Regions from separate parts of the Homo sapiens genome. Here region 2 is linked to region 1. Evidence: chromatin loops called from intact Hi-C (ENCODE). Cell type or tissue: PC-9. All regions are shown on one strand.

Evidence for each region. Hi-C counts contacts between places; a loop is a spot of excess contacts. Peaks named below come from ENCODE experiments on the same cell type or tissue, not always from the same donor. Only the 100,000 strongest peaks of a DNase experiment are listed, where the experiment ranks them.
Region 2: it touches region 1 in a loop (29-fold over the local background); 9 of 110 quality-filtered maps call a loop at or near these places.

Annotation. Positions count from the first base shown.
Region 1 is chr1:46,175,922-46,183,921 of GRCh38, reverse strand. It overlaps P3R3URF-PIK3R3 (P3R3URF-PIK3R3 readthrough), which reads left to right and starts at 7,434. Exons shown (of 10, transcript NM_001303427.2): 1 at 7,434-7,694. The coding sequence starts at 7,451. It overlaps TSPAN1 (tetraspanin 1), which reads right to left. Exons shown (of 9, transcript NM_005727.4): 2 at 3,264-3,396; 3 at 2,758-2,822. The coding sequence starts at 2,814. It overlaps P3R3URF (PIK3R3 upstream open reading frame), which reads left to right and starts at 7,434. Exons shown (of 2, transcript NM_001328655.2): 1 at 7,434-7,694. The coding sequence starts at 7,451. RefSeq lists an enhancer at 4,316-4,415. In PC-9, CTCF peaks have their summits at 85, 3,374, 4,003 and 4,204 (motif pointing right); DNase peaks (open chromatin) are centred at 551, 2,241, 3,521 and 4,251; H3K4me3 peaks cover 3,674 bases; H3K27ac peaks cover 5,487 bases.
Region 2 is chr1:46,343,442-46,351,441 of GRCh38, reverse strand. It overlaps NSUN4 (NOP2/Sun RNA methyltransferase 4), which reads right to left. Exons shown (of 6, transcript NM_199044.4): 2 at 6,298-6,641; 3 at 4,367-4,521. Among named protein-coding and RNA genes, the nearest start is that of NSUN4, 6.6 kb to the right of the region's middle. In PC-9, CTCF peaks have their summits at 2,948 and 3,149 (motif pointing right); a DNase peak (open chromatin) is centred at 3,161.

The DNA.
Region 1 (8,000 bases):
TTTCCCTCACTGCTGCCAGGGTCCTGCCACATAGCTAGGATTGAAAACAGGCAGGTGAGGGCCCAGCCTCCTATTTCCTTTCTGGGCTATGGGTGCCTAGAACACCTCTGTCCTCTGATAGGTGGAGACGGGGGTGGTAGCAGAACAGGCTCAATAGTCACCATAGTAATGGAGGCGAGGCTGAGGTTCCACCTGCTGGCAACCTTGGAGAGGGAGGAGGTTGAGAAGGTTCACCCACCTGAGGCCCCATTTGGCTCCCCTCCAGAATCCAACTTCAGGCCCGCCCCTCATGTAGACAAGACCTCCTTGCCTCACAAGAGGAAAGTGAGGTACCAGTGGGAATACAGCCAGAGCTTCTCTTAAAGGCTGTCTAGCTCAACTCCAAACCTCAGGGGGAATTCTGAGGCCTAGATTGAGGAGGGCCCTGCGCAGTTCCCACAGATCTTAGAGGAAAGCCTCCCGGCCCAGGGCTTCAGTGGATGAATCAGCCTGACACCACCTTGGTGACTAGTCCTCACTTGCCAGCTATAAAAACTGAGGCTAGAACGGGAAGTGAGGTGGCAGATTGTGGCTGGATTCCAGGCATGTTTGCCCAAGGACAGAAAGCTGGACTTCTAGCCTGCAGGGTCAAATTTCATGGAGCTGGAGGTCTGCCCTATCCTGCTTTGCCCAGCCTGGCAAGGTCTGGGTAACAGAGGCCAGAAATCAAACCGGATTTGCCTTTAACCCTCTCAGGGCAGAGCCTCTCCTGTCCAAATCCCTGGAATCCTATTGCTTCCTCCAGATACAGGGATAAAGACTAGTTCAGGACTGGCACAGTGGCTCATGCCTGTAATCCCCGCACTTTGGGAGGCAGAGGTGGGAGAATCACTTAAGTCCAGGAGTTCGAGACCAGCCTGGGCAATATAGTGAGACCGCCTCTACAAAAAAAATTTTTTTTAATTAGCTGAGCATGGTGGCACACTCCTGTAGTCCTAGATACTCAGGAGGCTGAGTGAGGTAGGGGAATCCCTTGAGCCCAGGAGGTTGACGCTGCAGTAAGCCATGATCATGCCACTGCACTCCAGCTTTGGTGACAAAGCAAGATCCTGTCTCAAAGAAACAAACAACAACAACAACAACAACAAAAACACAAGTTCCCTGCAGCCGAAGGAAGCCCAAGGCACAGACCACATCAGAACTAGAGAGTCTACCCACGCTTCTAAACTAATCAATACATACATAAACTCTGTCGCCCAGGCTGGAGTGCAGTGGTGTGATCTTGGCTCACTGCAACCTCCGCCTCCTGGGTTCAAGTGATTGTCCTTCCTCAGCCTCCCAAGTAGCTGGGATTACAGGCATGCGCCACCACATCCAGCTAATTTTTGTATTTTTAGTAGAGACGGGGTTTCACCATATTGGCCAGGCTGGTCTCGAACTCCTGAGCTCAACTAATCTGCCCGCCTCAGCTTCCCAGAGTGCTGGGATTACAGTTGTGAGCTACTGCACCTGGCCCACTTCCTCACTTTCACTTACACTAACCTACTCTAATGTGGTTAGTGTACTACTCTCCTTGTTTTCCTCTCCCCCTCCCACTGCTCCTTCTCCATCTCCTTCACAGTGGCTTTTTTTTTTTTTGCTTATCCCTAATAAATTGGGTTTCCCAGAGTTCACTTTCCAAGTGTTCTCATCCACTCCCATGGCTTCAGTGGCTACCTGTGCGCACATGATTTTCAAATACCCATGGCCAGCTCCAATCTGAGCTGCACCTCCACTGGGTACACATCTGCTAGTGGGACACCCCTTCCCACAAACCAGGCCCCACCCCCTGCCATCTGGGTTGCTCATGCCAGAGATATGGGCGTCATCTCCAAGACCTCTGTCTCCCTTGCCCCTTCTTCTACCCCTCAGCCATCATCCTAGAGCTTTGTCCTTTGTCCACTTTGTCCGTTTCTCCCTATCTCCACCACCATCTCCAGGATTTACGCCTCATGGCTCAGCTTCTCAAACATGCCCTATGCAATCTGTTTCTGGTTTTCTGAACGATATCAAGTTTCACTACTTCTGGCCCTTTATGCATGCTTTATAACTCCCCCACCAAGTGCAATTTCCCAGCTTCAGCTATTTCCTCCAGGAAGTATTCTCCAACCAGGCTGAGTTCAGGCTCCCATAACCTCCGTCCTAAGCCCAAACACACTGTGTTGTTATTATCTGCCTATCTGGCTTATCGGAGCTGAGATCCTTCAGGGCAGAGAAAGGCTTTGCTTACCTGCCACCCCAGCACCCATCATGGTATCCTAGACAATGAATGTTTGTCGAATGAATAAGGACTGTTGCTCTGATGAGAGGTAGGCCCTCCCTCCTTTCAGCTCCCCGTCATACAGAAGAATTTCCTCTGTACTGAATTTCCTTCTGTGGTAGGTAAACTTGGGTGGAGCCCTTCTATTTTCTGGGCCCCCAGTGCCTATAAAGGGTGGAGAATCATTCCTGGTAGCTTACTCTGCCCTGCCTGAAGCCTAGGCTAAAGCTTTGTAGGAGAGAGGGGGTGCCCCTAGCTTCTCCATCCCCTTTTTCACACACGCACCTGTATGGCAGCCTGGCTGCTGCTGGGACTAGGAATCAGCAGCATTTGGGGAGACCTTTGCATCCCACTCATAAGGGGACACATGCAGGACGAAGCCTGGGCATAGCAGTCTCCCATTCCCCAGCTTAGTCTCTACTCAGCTTGTGACCTGCTCCTATAGGGAGCCCCAAAGAGTCCACAATGTCCGTACTTACAAAGATGAGCAAATTGAAGAGGATCATCATGGTCTTAATGAAGCTGAAGCACTGCATGGTGGCTCCTGGGAGGTAGACATGTGCAAGTTAGGGCCTTGTTTCCCCTGGGCCCACCTGGGCTGGCCCTGGCTTCAGATATTCAGCCAGATATGCCAGACCCCAGGATCCTGAACCCATATCTCACCAAGCTTCTCCTGTACCTGGTCTGACACAGACCTTTTCCCAGTTTCTATCCTAACACCCTTACCCCTCTATACTACCCAGGACCTCCACCAGCACCTGACACTCTGAGATCCTAACACCCCAGGTTCCTCCACCTGCACACCCAGCCTGACTCCCACACTGCAGGTCACTCCATGCTCTTTCCTAGCACCTGTATATCCTGTGCTCCCCCCCACACTAACCCCAGACCCTCCCAGAACCCTCACTAGAGCCCCTCCAGCTCCCCAGACCTGTTTCCAGATCGATATCACTTCACAGGATAATCTGTATCCCTATCCCATTACCTGTTCAGGGCTCTTGGCAGTGAGTTCTGAAAGAGGGAACTGCTGAGGCTCCACAAAGGACAAAACAGCTCCCGGGTGTTGCCACTGAGTGGGCAGGCAGAGGGACGCCTGGCTCTCACACACCACTGCTCACCTGCAGGCAGGGTAGGCGCTTTAAAGCCTCCTTCTGCCCGCCTGCTGGCCCCACCCGTGGCCAGTTAGCCTCTCCTTGACCCTGCTGCCCCCTGCTGCCTGGAGACCGATCCCCACAACCACTGCCTCAGCAGGCCTCCACCTGGCAACACCAGCCCTGGGCAACGCCCCTCCTGATCTCAAGAAGAAGCAGCCCAGGGGTGGGGCAAGTGGCTTCCCAGAATGTCTGCGTGCCCTCCACCACAACAGTGTAATGTGCTTCTTACCCTGCATCTGCTGATACACTCATACATACCCTCTGTGCTCATGCTCACATGCACATGCATCTGCTCATGCTGCCATCCATATGTTCATACAGCAAGCACCCAGTTACATACATAAACATGTGCTAGTGTTCCTGAATGCATGTGTGTGTGTGCGTCCGTGCGCACACACGCACACTAAATTCTTTGTGGACTGACTCCCAGCAACTAACAAACAACAGAATAATATCTGATGTACGTACTTAAGTATCTCTTTCACTCACACACACACACAAACACACACACACACACACACACACTCCCTCTTTCTCTTTCTCTGTCTCTCACTCACTTTCAAGGAAATGACTGAGATTTGGCAGCTTCCGCTCTCTCCTGCGAGTAGCAAATAGTTCCTAATCCTCTTCCCTCCATGAAACCTCACATTCCCCATTTTTCCCCTCCCTTCATCTTTCCATCTCCTCTCCTTCCCCATCTTTTTCTTTTTCTCCTTCCCAGTCTTCTCTTAGCGCTCTGTGTACACCCCTTCTCTTTCTGCCAGTAGGTGGCACCATGGTCTCATGAAGGAGCCACCCCCAGTTCCAAGGCTCTGTGATCCCATCTTTGTTACTCCTAGTGGGGCTGCCTGACCGCTTCCTGCTCCAGCACGCCTGATGTAGAGGTGCGGGGGAAAAGTCCTGGCTTCTGGGTCATTCAGACCAGGTGCTGGAATCCTGGCTCTGTCGCTTATGAACTGTGTGACCCTGGGGACTTTTCTTAGACTTGGTTTTAAACTTCTCTTTCCTGGTCTTCTGTGTAACAGAATAGTTCTGGGCTTTTCAAATGAGATTTTCTTCCTGCTCTAGAAGGAAGGGACAGTAGGGAATGAGCACAGAGCAAGAAGGTCAAAGTCGAGAGAGTCACAGGCAGTGGGGCTATGAGATGGAGGAAGTTGATTTTTTTTTTTTTTTTTCTGAGACAGGGTCTTGCTCTGTTGCCCAGGTTGGAGTGTAGTGGCAACATCACAGCTCACTGCAGCCTTGACCTCCTGAGCTCAAATGATCCTCAGCCTCCCAAGTAGCTGGGACCACAGGTATTTGCCGGCACTCAAGCAAATTTTTTTTTTTTAAACAGATGAGGTCTTGCTATGCTATCCAGGCTGGTCTTGAACTGGGCTCAAGTAATCCTCTGCCTCAGCCTCCCAAAGTGATGGGATTACAGGCATCAGCCACTGTGCCTAGCTGAGGAAGTGGATTTCTAAGTTTGTTTTGTTTTTATAGTGAAAGGAGGCAGCTGAAGAGACAGAAGAGAGAGGGGCTAATAGTATTACAGACTACACTAATAATACTGATCTTATTTTAAATGTCTTGCATATATTAAGGCTTTTTTTCCTCTTCACAACCATCCCATGAGATAGACTTTCTGATCTCCATTTTTAAATATGGGGAAATAGAAGCACCAAAGGGTCAGGTACTTGCCATGATCACAAAGCCTGTAAGTGGCAGAGCCAGGATTCAATCCCAGTTAGTCTGGCACCAGAGTCTACATCTTAACCACCAAGCAGACTGTCTACACTGATGGAATCTCTAAAGAGGCAGACAAGGCTGGCTTCCATAAAGAGCAAGGGAAGAGGCCTTGGTCTGACCTGAGGAAGAGGAGGAGCAGGGGCAGGTCGGTTTATAGTTACAGTTGCTAGAAGTTGGTGGAAGCAAGGTCATATTTTAAGACTGAGGATGGCAAGAGTAGAGGCTGGAGGAGGGGATGGGGGAAAGATGAGGTTTGTGAGGGTGGTACTAAGGGTGCCACAGAGTCCTCCACAAACAGAAAGGAGGATGAAGTTGGGAAGGGGGCATTTGAGGAGCAGAGTAAGGGGGAAAGGAAGAAGGGACTGAGGAGTGGAAGGAGAAGGAGAAGGTCTATTTTTTTTTTTTTTGACAGAATCTCACTCTGTTGCCCAGGCTGGAATGCAGTGGCGCAATCTTGGCTCACTGCAACCTCCGCCTCCCAGTTTCAAGCGATTCTCCTGCCTCAGCCTCCTGAGTAGCTGGTATTATAGGTGCACACCACCACACCCAGCTAATTTTTGTATTTTTAGTAGAGACAGGGTTTCACCATGTTGACCAGGCTGCTCTCGAGCTCCTGACCTCAAGTCATCCACCCACCTCGGGCTCCCAAAGTGCTGGGATTACAGGCGTGAGCCACCGCACCTGGAACCTTTCTGTTTCATTCTCAGGAAGAATTGGGACCAGATTACATTCATCTATGGCCCTGGTGCTTGGCACATAAGAAGTTGTCAGTGAACATTTCCTGAGTGAATGAGTGCAGAATAATGAGAGTTAAGTGCTCTGGGTTTTGGATCTTGATCATCATGGATTTGCTTCCTGCCTGCCTCTAATTGTGTGACTTCACCTCACTGAGCCCCAGTTTCCTTATACAGTGGATCCTCCTTATTCACAGATTCCATACCTGTGAATTTGCCTGCTTACTGAAATTTATTTGTAATTCCCAAACCAGTACTTGTGGTACTTTTGCAGTCATTCATGGACATGAGCAGAAAGGCAAAAAATTTCAGCCGTCCAACACACGTATTTCCAGCTGAGGTCTGTTGAGCAAGAGGACTCTCTGTCTTCTTATTTCAGTTTTCATAGAGTAAACAAATGTGCTTTTTGGTGGTCTATTTAGTGACGCATATTCTCACATTTTTTGGTGTTTTTTGCTGGTGATTTTACTGTCTAAAATGGTCCCCAGTTGTAGTGCTGAAGTGCTCTCTAGTCTTTCTAAGTGCAAGAAGGCTGTGATGTGCCTTATAGGGGAAATATGTGCTTTAGATAAGTTTCATTCAGGCACAAGTTATAATGCTGTTGGCTGTGAGTTCAATGTCAATGACTCAAATATAGATAGATAGTTAGATAGATAGATAGATAGATAGATAGATATATTTTTTTTTTTTTTGAGACAGAGTTTCACTCTTGTTGCCCAGGCTGGAGTGCAATGGTGCAATCTGGGCTCACTGCAATCTCCACCTCCTGGGTTCAAGCTATTCTCCTGTCTCAGCCTCCTGAGTAGCTGGGACTACAGGCACCCACCACCACACCCAGCTAATTTTTGTATTTTTAGTAGAGATGGGGTTTTGCCATGTTAACCAGGCTAGTCTTGAACTCCTGACCTCAGGTGATCTGCCCACCTCGGCCTCCCAAAGTGCTGGGATTACAGGCTTGAGCCACCATGCCTGGCCAACAATATATATTAAATAAGGTGTCTCCACACATAAAATCAGGTTATATGTATAGATCAGTTGACAAAAATATTGTGACCAGAGGGTTTCAGGAACCTAACCTTGCATTTACCCTTTGTTCAGTATTTAGTGTTTGTGGCGACTTTATAGAACATTACTGGGAATAATGAGAATTGACTGTATATAAATAGGTATAATGATGGCATATCCTTGTAAAGTAGCTGAGATTAAATGAGATAACGTTGGTAAAGTGCTCAGCACAGTGTCTGGCACGTAGTAAGTGCTCAAAAAACATTGTTAATATTGTTACTATATGGATAAGTGAGAAAGTGAGGAAGTGAGTTCCGCCTCTAGGGCCTCTTTTCCCAAGGGGCCAAACTGAGGCTGTCTGGCTCTTGGGCTGGCTTTTAGGCCAGACCCAATAAAGAAGATTGTGAAGGAGCCTGACCCATGAGGAGGGGCCAGGGCCCACGACTTGTAATAAAGGGCCCTGCCCTTATGCAGACTTTGTATGTCATAGAGGCCTCAGCTACCCTGGCCAACAGCACCCCCCAGGCACACTGCAGAAGCTCCCTGTGCCCATGGGGCCATCTCGGCTTGTCCGTGGCCCTCGGCCCCAGGGCATGCGTTCCCCCTACCGCAGGCCAGGTATGGGCTGGCCCAGGCCCCGATTTCCCAGGATGTTCAAGTGTAGCCGCAGAAGATATCAACAGGGTCTCCGAGGTCGAACTGCCAGCAGTGCAGCCATCAATCCTGCCACCAGGGCCATGGGTATCAACAACACCCACACTGACACCACCATAGTGTGGATCTTCCCACCTCAAGGTTAGCCAGGGGGCCTGTGAGCCAGGGTGGGGTTTTAAAAAACAGAGCCACTAGGCTGGGTGCGGTGGCTCATGCCTGTAATCCCGGCACTTTGGGAGGCCAAGGCGGGCAGATCACAAGGTCAGGAGATCGAGACCATCCTGGCTAACACGGTGAAATCCCATCTCTACTAAAAATACAAAAAAAAATTAGCCGGGCGTGGTGGCACACGCCTTTAGTCCCAGCTACTTGGGAGGCTGAGGCAGGAGAATTGCTTGAACCCGGGAGGCAGAGGTTGCAGTGAGCCAAGATCGCGCCACTGCACTC
Region 2 (8,000 bases), 170 kb before region 1:
CTCCTCTTCCTCCTTATTAATAGAACCCCAATTTTTTGGAAGGGGAAAATTGCCCCAAAAGACTACATTTCTCAACCTTTCTTTAGTTTCGCTCTTGTTGCCCAGGCTAGAGTGCAATGGCGCGATCTCGGCTTACCATAACCTCCGCCTCCCGGGTTCAAGCGATTCTCCTGCCTCAGCCTCCCGAGTAGCTGGGATTACAGGCATGCGCCACCACGCCGGCAAATTTTGTATTTTTAGTAGAGACGGGGTTTCTCCATGTTGGTCAGGCTGGTCTTGAACTCCCGACCTCAGGTGATCTGCCTGCGTCGGCCTCCCAAAGTGCTGGGATTACAGGTGTGAGCCACCACACCCGGCTAAGCCTTTCTTTTACAACTAAGTATGACTATATGACTAACTTTTGGTCATAGTTGTAGGCATAAGTATTGGATAGGAATTCTGGGAAGATATTTTTAAAAGGCTGACATAATTGGGAGATGAAATGAGTCTCTTTTGCCCAATCCTTTCCTCTTGACTCAAATATGGATGTGATGGCTGGACTTCCAGCAGTCATTCTGGACCATGAGGCCTTGCCTTAGAGCTTTACTAGTTACATATCTTCTCCCTCTTAAAGGGAGGGAGGCTAAGGCTGACACTAGCAACAAAATACGTTGCAAAAGGAAAAAGGGAGCTTAAGTCCCTGATAATTGTGGAGCCTCCATACCTGGAGTGCCTATATCTCAGCTTCTCTTATGTAAGAGATAAATTAATGTTTCCTCTTTAAGCCAATTAGTTAGGTTTTCTATCAAATGCAACCAAACCTAATTCTGATTTACCATCTACCTTTCATTTTCTCTTTATTGGTAGACATGAGTTCAAGAAATATCTCACTTTGCTCTTAGTGCTACTATGAGAAAAATATTGCAAGCTTGATGATAAATGACACTTGATACCTGGCCTCTGAGTCAAAGAACAACAAGGTAGGGTGGGAATGGTAAAGAATGCGAGATGCAAGTGTCCACCTTATCTAATAGTGGTCACTACTATGAACCAGCTTAGTAATCCCATAAATAAATGTCTCCTTTTTTTTTATTTTAATGAAGATGAGGTCTATGTTGCCCAGGCTAGTCTCGAACTCCTGGACTCAAGTATTCCACCTGCCTCAGCCTCCTAGCTTGTGCTGGGATTACAGGCGTGAGTCACCGCCCCCCGGCCAATGTCTCCATTTTTGAGGGCACTCAAAGAAGTAAAAATTGTATTCTCTGCTCTAGAGGAATTTGCAGAAGGATATGAACTGAGAAAAAGAAAGATGGGTTCCAGTTCTGGCTCTACCTCCAATTCTTGTATTATTTATTTAATCTCCACAGAACTCAATTTCTCCCTCCATAAAATATGAGGGCTAGACTAAGTAAACACTAATTTCCCTTCTTATACAAATTCTGTGATCCCGTTTTCCTCGGATCAAGAGTTGTCGCTTGATGAGGAGCTGGGATGAAGGTGAGGTGCTGATAGTTAAGCATGCCTTAGAAGAACAACTCTCAATTACTTCTTCTTTGCCCTTCTTCCTCCTCCTAGTTCAAGTTCCTCCTCCTCCAAGTAACCCTACCCTTACTCATCTCCCTTCTAATGGATTCCCACAGCATTCAGTCAGATAAGAATTGTCCAGCACACAGGCTGGGCTCTCTTGCATTGGATTCATTAAGCCCATGACCCCACCTTTTCTTCTCTCCCTCTGGACTTCCAGAAGGCTATGACCGAATGTGATATCTCTCTGAATCAACCAATGCCTATCATAAGGCTGGATGCTGACTCAAACTGTGCAAGCTGGCTGACAAGACCTGGAAAAGAAGGGTCTAGGTCCAACAGAAGGGCTTGGGCACACGGCAAGAGAAGCCTGGCTGAGCTCCAGGTTAGGTGTGTAAATTACGGCCCTTTGTCAGGGGCCAAAGGAAAAAAACTATCTATTTTAAGGCAGGATATCGGCCAGTGGATGGCTGAAGTGAGTACTTAACAGTGCACAAGGCGCCAGGCGCGGTGGCTCACGCCTGTAATCCCAGCACTTTGGGAGGCCAAGGTGGGCGGATCACGAGGTCAGGAGATCAAGACCATCCTGGCTAACACGGTGAAACCCTATCTCTACTAAAAATACAAAAAAATTAGCCGGGCATGGTGGCGGGTGCCCGTGGTCCCAGCTATCTGGGAGGCTGAGGCAGGAGAATGGCATGAACCCGGGAGGCGGAGTTTGCAGTGAGCCGAGATCACGCCACTGCACTCCAGCCTGGGTGACAGAACAAGACTCCGTCTCAAAAAAAAAAAAACAAAAAAACAAACCAAAAAAAACAGTGCACAAGACTGGGCGCGGTGGTTCACACCTGTAATCTCAGCACTTTGGGAGGCCGAGGTGGGTGGATTGCGAGGTCAGGAATTCGAGACCAGCCTGGCCAACATGGTGAAACCCCATCTCTACTAAAAATACAAAAATTATCCGGGTGTGGTGGTGGGTGCCTGTAATCCCAGCTACTCAGGAGGCTGAGGCAAGAGAATTGCTTGGAACCAGAAGGCGAAGGTTGTATTGAGCTAAGATCGTGCCACTGCACTCCAGCTTGGGTAGAAAAGCGAAACTTCTTCTCAAAAAAAAAAAAAAAAAAAAAAAACAGTGCACAAGGCCTTCGCTGGGCTACTTTACTGAGACAAATAAGATGTGGGCCTATCCCCAAGGAATCCACTTTTTTTTTTTTTTTTTTTTTTTTTTTGAGACAGAGTTTTGCTCTTGTTGCCCAAGCGGAAGTGCAATGGCGTGATCTCAGCTCACTGCAACCTCCATCTCCCAGGTTCAAGCGATTTTCCTGCCTCAGCCTCCCAAGTAGTTGGGATTAGCCCACCACCAGGCCCGGCTAATTTTTTGTATTTTTAATAGAAACGGGGTTTTACCATGTTAGCCAGGCTTGTCTTGAACTCCTGACCTCAGGTGATCCACCCGCCTCAGCCTTCCAAAGTGCTGGAATTATAGGCGTGAGCCACCGTGCCCGGCCAGAATCCATCATCTTTAAGAGGGAGAAGATATATAACTAGTAAAGCCCTAAGGCAAGGCTAATGTTGCAAGGGCGATACCCATGCTGTGGGAGCGTAGGAGACAGGCATCATTTCTGAACCGGCCAGCAGAGGTCGTAAGGACAGACGTCCAGGAGGTGGCACACTTGAGCTGAGGCTTGAAAGTCAAAAGGATGACTGGGCAGGCAGGATATCAGCCAGTGGATGGCTGAAGTGAGTACTTGACACAAGGGGCCGGGCGCGGTGGCTCATGCCTGTAATCCCAGCAATTTGGGAGGCCTAGGCGGGCAGATCACAAGGTCAGGAGATTGAGACCATCCTGGCTAACAGGGTGAAACCCTGTCTCTACTAAAAGTACAAAAACAAATTAGCTGGGCGTGGTGGTGGGCGCCTGTAGTCCTAGCTAGTAGGGAGGCTGAGGCAGGAGAATGGCGTGAACCCAGGAGGCGGAGCTTGCAGTGAGCCGAGGTCGTGCCACTGCACTCCAACCTGGGTGACAGAGTGAGACTCCATCTCGAAAAAAAGAGAAAAAAAAAGAAAGAAAAAAAAAAAGAAAGTCAAAAGGATTTGGACAGCCAAGGGTGAGGGAATTCCAGGGAGAAAATTTAACAAGAGCAAAGGCAACAGAGAGTAGCAGAGTAAGGTTAAAGCACATAAAGCCTAGAAGAGTGACATATAAAGCATATAAATGGTGGCTGCAGGCAGATCTTATCATTTTAGTTGGTAGGCTAAAGAAATGGGCTTAATCTTAGAGGAAAAGTAAACAGATGAAGAGGAGTGTGTATCATGTGATCAACTGATCAGAGCCCTACTTCAATCTGACTTCAGAGAACTTGCTCAGCAATCTTTCTTGACCAATTGACAGAGAAAGAGAGGAACTAATGAAAAAATACACAAGCTTAGAAAGTAAGTACTACCCTCCACTCTGACTTTGGGACTAGAGAACCTACCATATTCTTTTTTTGTGTGTGTGTGAGACAGGGTTTCACTCTGTCGCCAAGGCTGGAGTGCAGTGGCAGGATCTCAGCTCATTGTAACCTCCACTTCCCGGGTTCAAGCAATTCTCCTGCCTCAGCCTCCTGAGTAGCTGGTATTACAGGAGTGCACCACCACACCCAGCTAATTTATGTATTTTTAGTAGAGATGGTGTTTCACCATGTTGACCAGGCTGGTCTGGAACTCCTGACATCAGGTGGTCCGCCTCCCTCGGCTTCCCAAAGTGCTGGGATTACAGGCGGGAGCCACTGCGCCTGGCCGAACCTACCATATTAAATGTACCTGGGACTAGGTGAGGTGGGGAGCTCTCTCTGCCCAACACACCAGCACCCTGACTTACGGCAACAGCCAGTCTGAAGCAACGCTAGTGTCTTTCCCCCAGGAGCTGCACATAGGTCAAGCACGATGTCCCCAGGCTGCAGGCCGAGGGCCAGAACAGGCAGCAAGGAGGCAGCATCCATCAGGTAGTACTCCATGACACCCAGGCTGCCAGGTCTGGAAAAGAGGAGACCACTTTATTGTTAAATTCCAGGTCAGGACACCCACTGGGAGTCTAGGCCACCAAGTCTATGCCCTCTGGGGCTTGAGCTCCAATCACCAAAAACTCATTTTTCAGACCCACACTTACTTATTCACTTATTCATTCATCTATACGGGAGCCAGAATGATTATTTATTTACTGATTGATTGACTGACGGAGTTTCACTTTTGTTACCCAGGCTGAAGCGCAGTGGCACGATCTCGTCTCGCTGCAACCTCCACCTCCCAGGTTCAAGTGATTCTCCCGTCTCAGCCTCCTGAATATCTGGGATTACAGGTGCCCGCCACCATGCCTGGCTAATTTTTTTTTTTTTTTTTTTTTTTGAGACACAGTCTCGCTCTGTTGCCCAGGCTGGAGTGCGGTGGCGCAATCTTGGCTCACTGCAACCTCTGCCTCCCAGATTCAAGTGATTCTCCTGCCTCAGCCTCCCAAGTAGCTGGGATTACAGGCTTGTGCCACCATGCCCAGCTAATTTTTTGTATTTTTTAGTAGAGATGGGGTTTCACCATTTTGGCCAGGCTGGTCTTGAACTCCTAACCTCAGATGATCTGCCCGCCTCGGCCTCCCAAAGTGCTGGGATTACAGGTGTGAACCACTGTGCCTGGCCAATTATTGTTTTTAAATAGCTGTCTTCCTCACTAAACTGGAAGCTCTATGAGGGCTTGTTCATCAAGGCACTTAAATGCCTAGCATTTGGTAGATAATTTTTTTTTTTTTTTTTTTTGAGACAGAGTCTCGCTCTGTCGCCCAGACTGGAGTACGGTGGCACGATCTCAGCTCACTGCAACCTCCACCTCCTGGGTTCAAGCAATTCTCCTGCCTCAGCCTCCCAAGTAGCTGGGACTACAGGCGCACGCCACCACACCCAGCTAATTTTTTTGTATTTTAGTAGAGACAGGGTTTCATCATGTTGCCCAGGCTGGTCTCAAACTCCTGAGCTCAGGCAATCCGCCCGCCTCAGCCTCACAAAGTGCTAGGATTAAAGGCGTGAGCCACCACACCCGGCCAATATTTTTTAATAAATAAATCAGTCTTTCAAAAATCAATTCCCATACCCTACAACTAACATTGAGCTCTCCTTAATTGTTAAAGCATAATTCAGCATTTGATTCTGCAGTCTTTTCTCATTCAACTTCATATACATGAGGATTGAATCAAGAAACTGAACTTCTCCTTTCTTTTTCCCAGTCTAATACCAAGTTTGTGCCCCTAGACCAGCCCTATTTCCTAGGAAAGTCCCACTACCTCTTTGCTACCATGAAGTTACTTTTCCTATTCACTTTGATGGGTGGCTGTGAGGGCAAAATGAGAAGACTGCTGTGAATAACACATTTCAACTTGAGAGGGCCCAGTGAGTGCTCATGTAAAAGGTGGCTGTTTTCTACCAGAGGCACAGAGCAGAGTGGGTTCAAAGTGCAGGTTCTGGGTCTAAATATTAGTCACACCACTTACCATCTGAGGGACCTAAAGCAAGTAAGAATCTTAACTTCTCTGTACCTCAGTTTCTCCAAATGTAAAACAGCAATAATATTACCTACTTCATAAGGCTGCTGACAGAACAAAAAGAGATAACATATGTACAGCACCTCAAAAAAATGCCTAGTCTGTATAAACATGCCATAAATATTAGCAATATTATGGTCCTTATTACAGAGGGTAGAAGCTGGGTCTCAACATGTCTACTTCCAGCAGACACTCAGGACCGCTCCAGTCATGGCTCCAGATCCTACCTGGCAGGAGGGAAGCGACTGATATCCCCTCTGTCAAAAGTGAAGCATCGAAGGTTCGGACTGCAGGCCCAGGAGGCAGGGGATGGGGCTGCAGATTGGCCACCCTCAGACTGCAGTTCCCAGTGGGAGATGGCTTCATTCACAAAATCCTTGGCACTCAGCTGCTCCAGCTTAGCACTTACATGATCCCAGGCAGCAAAGTTATTGACCAGTGCACCATACTTCTGCTCTGAGAGGAGACTGACACGGATTGATGGCCAAAGATCTCCAAACTGCACACTGTAAGTCATGTCAAAATTCTGCAAAGCCAGTCGAACAGCAGGGAATTTGGGCTCTGTGGCAGCCTAAAAGAGAGAGGACAGGCTTATTGGTTTTCCCAGTCTTGACTCTACCCCCTACTACCTGACCCCCACCTCAGAGCCTAGGGGCAAACTTGGATCCAGCTAGTGCCCACTCCTGCTTTTGCATCCTGCCTGCCTGCCAGAGAAGTGTGAGAGGGAAAAGTAGTGGAGAGTGGGCCTTCCCATCCCAGGGTTGTCAGATAAAGATGTAACTCTCACGGTACTGTGCGGGGGTCATCAAGAAGGGGGACCTTGGAGAAAGAGGAACTTAGGAATATGGGAGCTCAGGAGAGGACTCTTGAGGAGAGCCTGCAGAAGATTAGGAGAAACTATGGAGGCTCTGGGAAGCTTTGAACTTAAAAGCAAAAGGCCCTTTTCTTCTGAACAGTTCTATTTTCAAAGCACTTTCATGTCTACTAGCTTATGTGAGCACTACAACTGATAGCTCAGTAAGATACAAAAAAAAATTAACAACATTTCAATTTGATGAAGAGATGTGGGTAACTTACCTAGCGTCACACAGTGACTAGCACCACCATGCTTAGAATCAGAGGTTTGAGGGTCATGCTGGGAGAGTTCCCAGACCCCAGAAAGGTTGGATAAGGAGGGCCCACAGAATCTTGAGGTGTGAACCAAAACAGGGACTTCTAGGATGACTGCTATGGGGGTAGCAGGGGACAAGAGGACAAGAACAAGGAGGCAGAGTAAAAGAGAAATGAAGACTTCAGATGAGGAGTGCACAAGTCGGTCCTGGTTGCTGCAGCTGGGATGCTTGCTATAGCTGGCAATCTTGTTACTATCTATGCCTTGCTCTGGCCTAGATTTTTGGTCTGGTCAGAACTTTTGCTCTGGCCCTCATTTCTTGTTATGGTGAGGACTCTTGCTCTGTGACTTTTGCCTCGCTGGGACTCTTGCTCTGGCTCCTGCTATGTTGGGGACTCTTGCTCTGGCCTTGACCTTTGCCATGTTGGGGACTCTTGCTCCGGTTCCGACTTTTGCCATCATAGACTCTTGCTCTTGCCCTGACCTCTGCTAATTTGGGGACTCTCACCCTGGTGCTCATTTATGCTAAGTTGGGGACTCTCACTCTGGCCCTGACTTGTGTTTTGTTGAGGATTACTGCTCCGGCCCCAGCTTCTGCTAGGATAGGGACTGCTTTTCTGACTTGGACTTCTGCTCAGATGATGCCTCTTGCTCCAGCTCTGACTTCTGCCATCATGGGGACTCTTGCTTTGGCTCCGGCTTTGGCTTTGGTGGGAACTCCTGCTCTCGCTGTCACTACTCTGGCATTTGCTAATAATAGTCGAACTACAGCTGGGATTGGTGCTACAGCTGGAATCCTTGGATGAAGGCAAAGGGCAG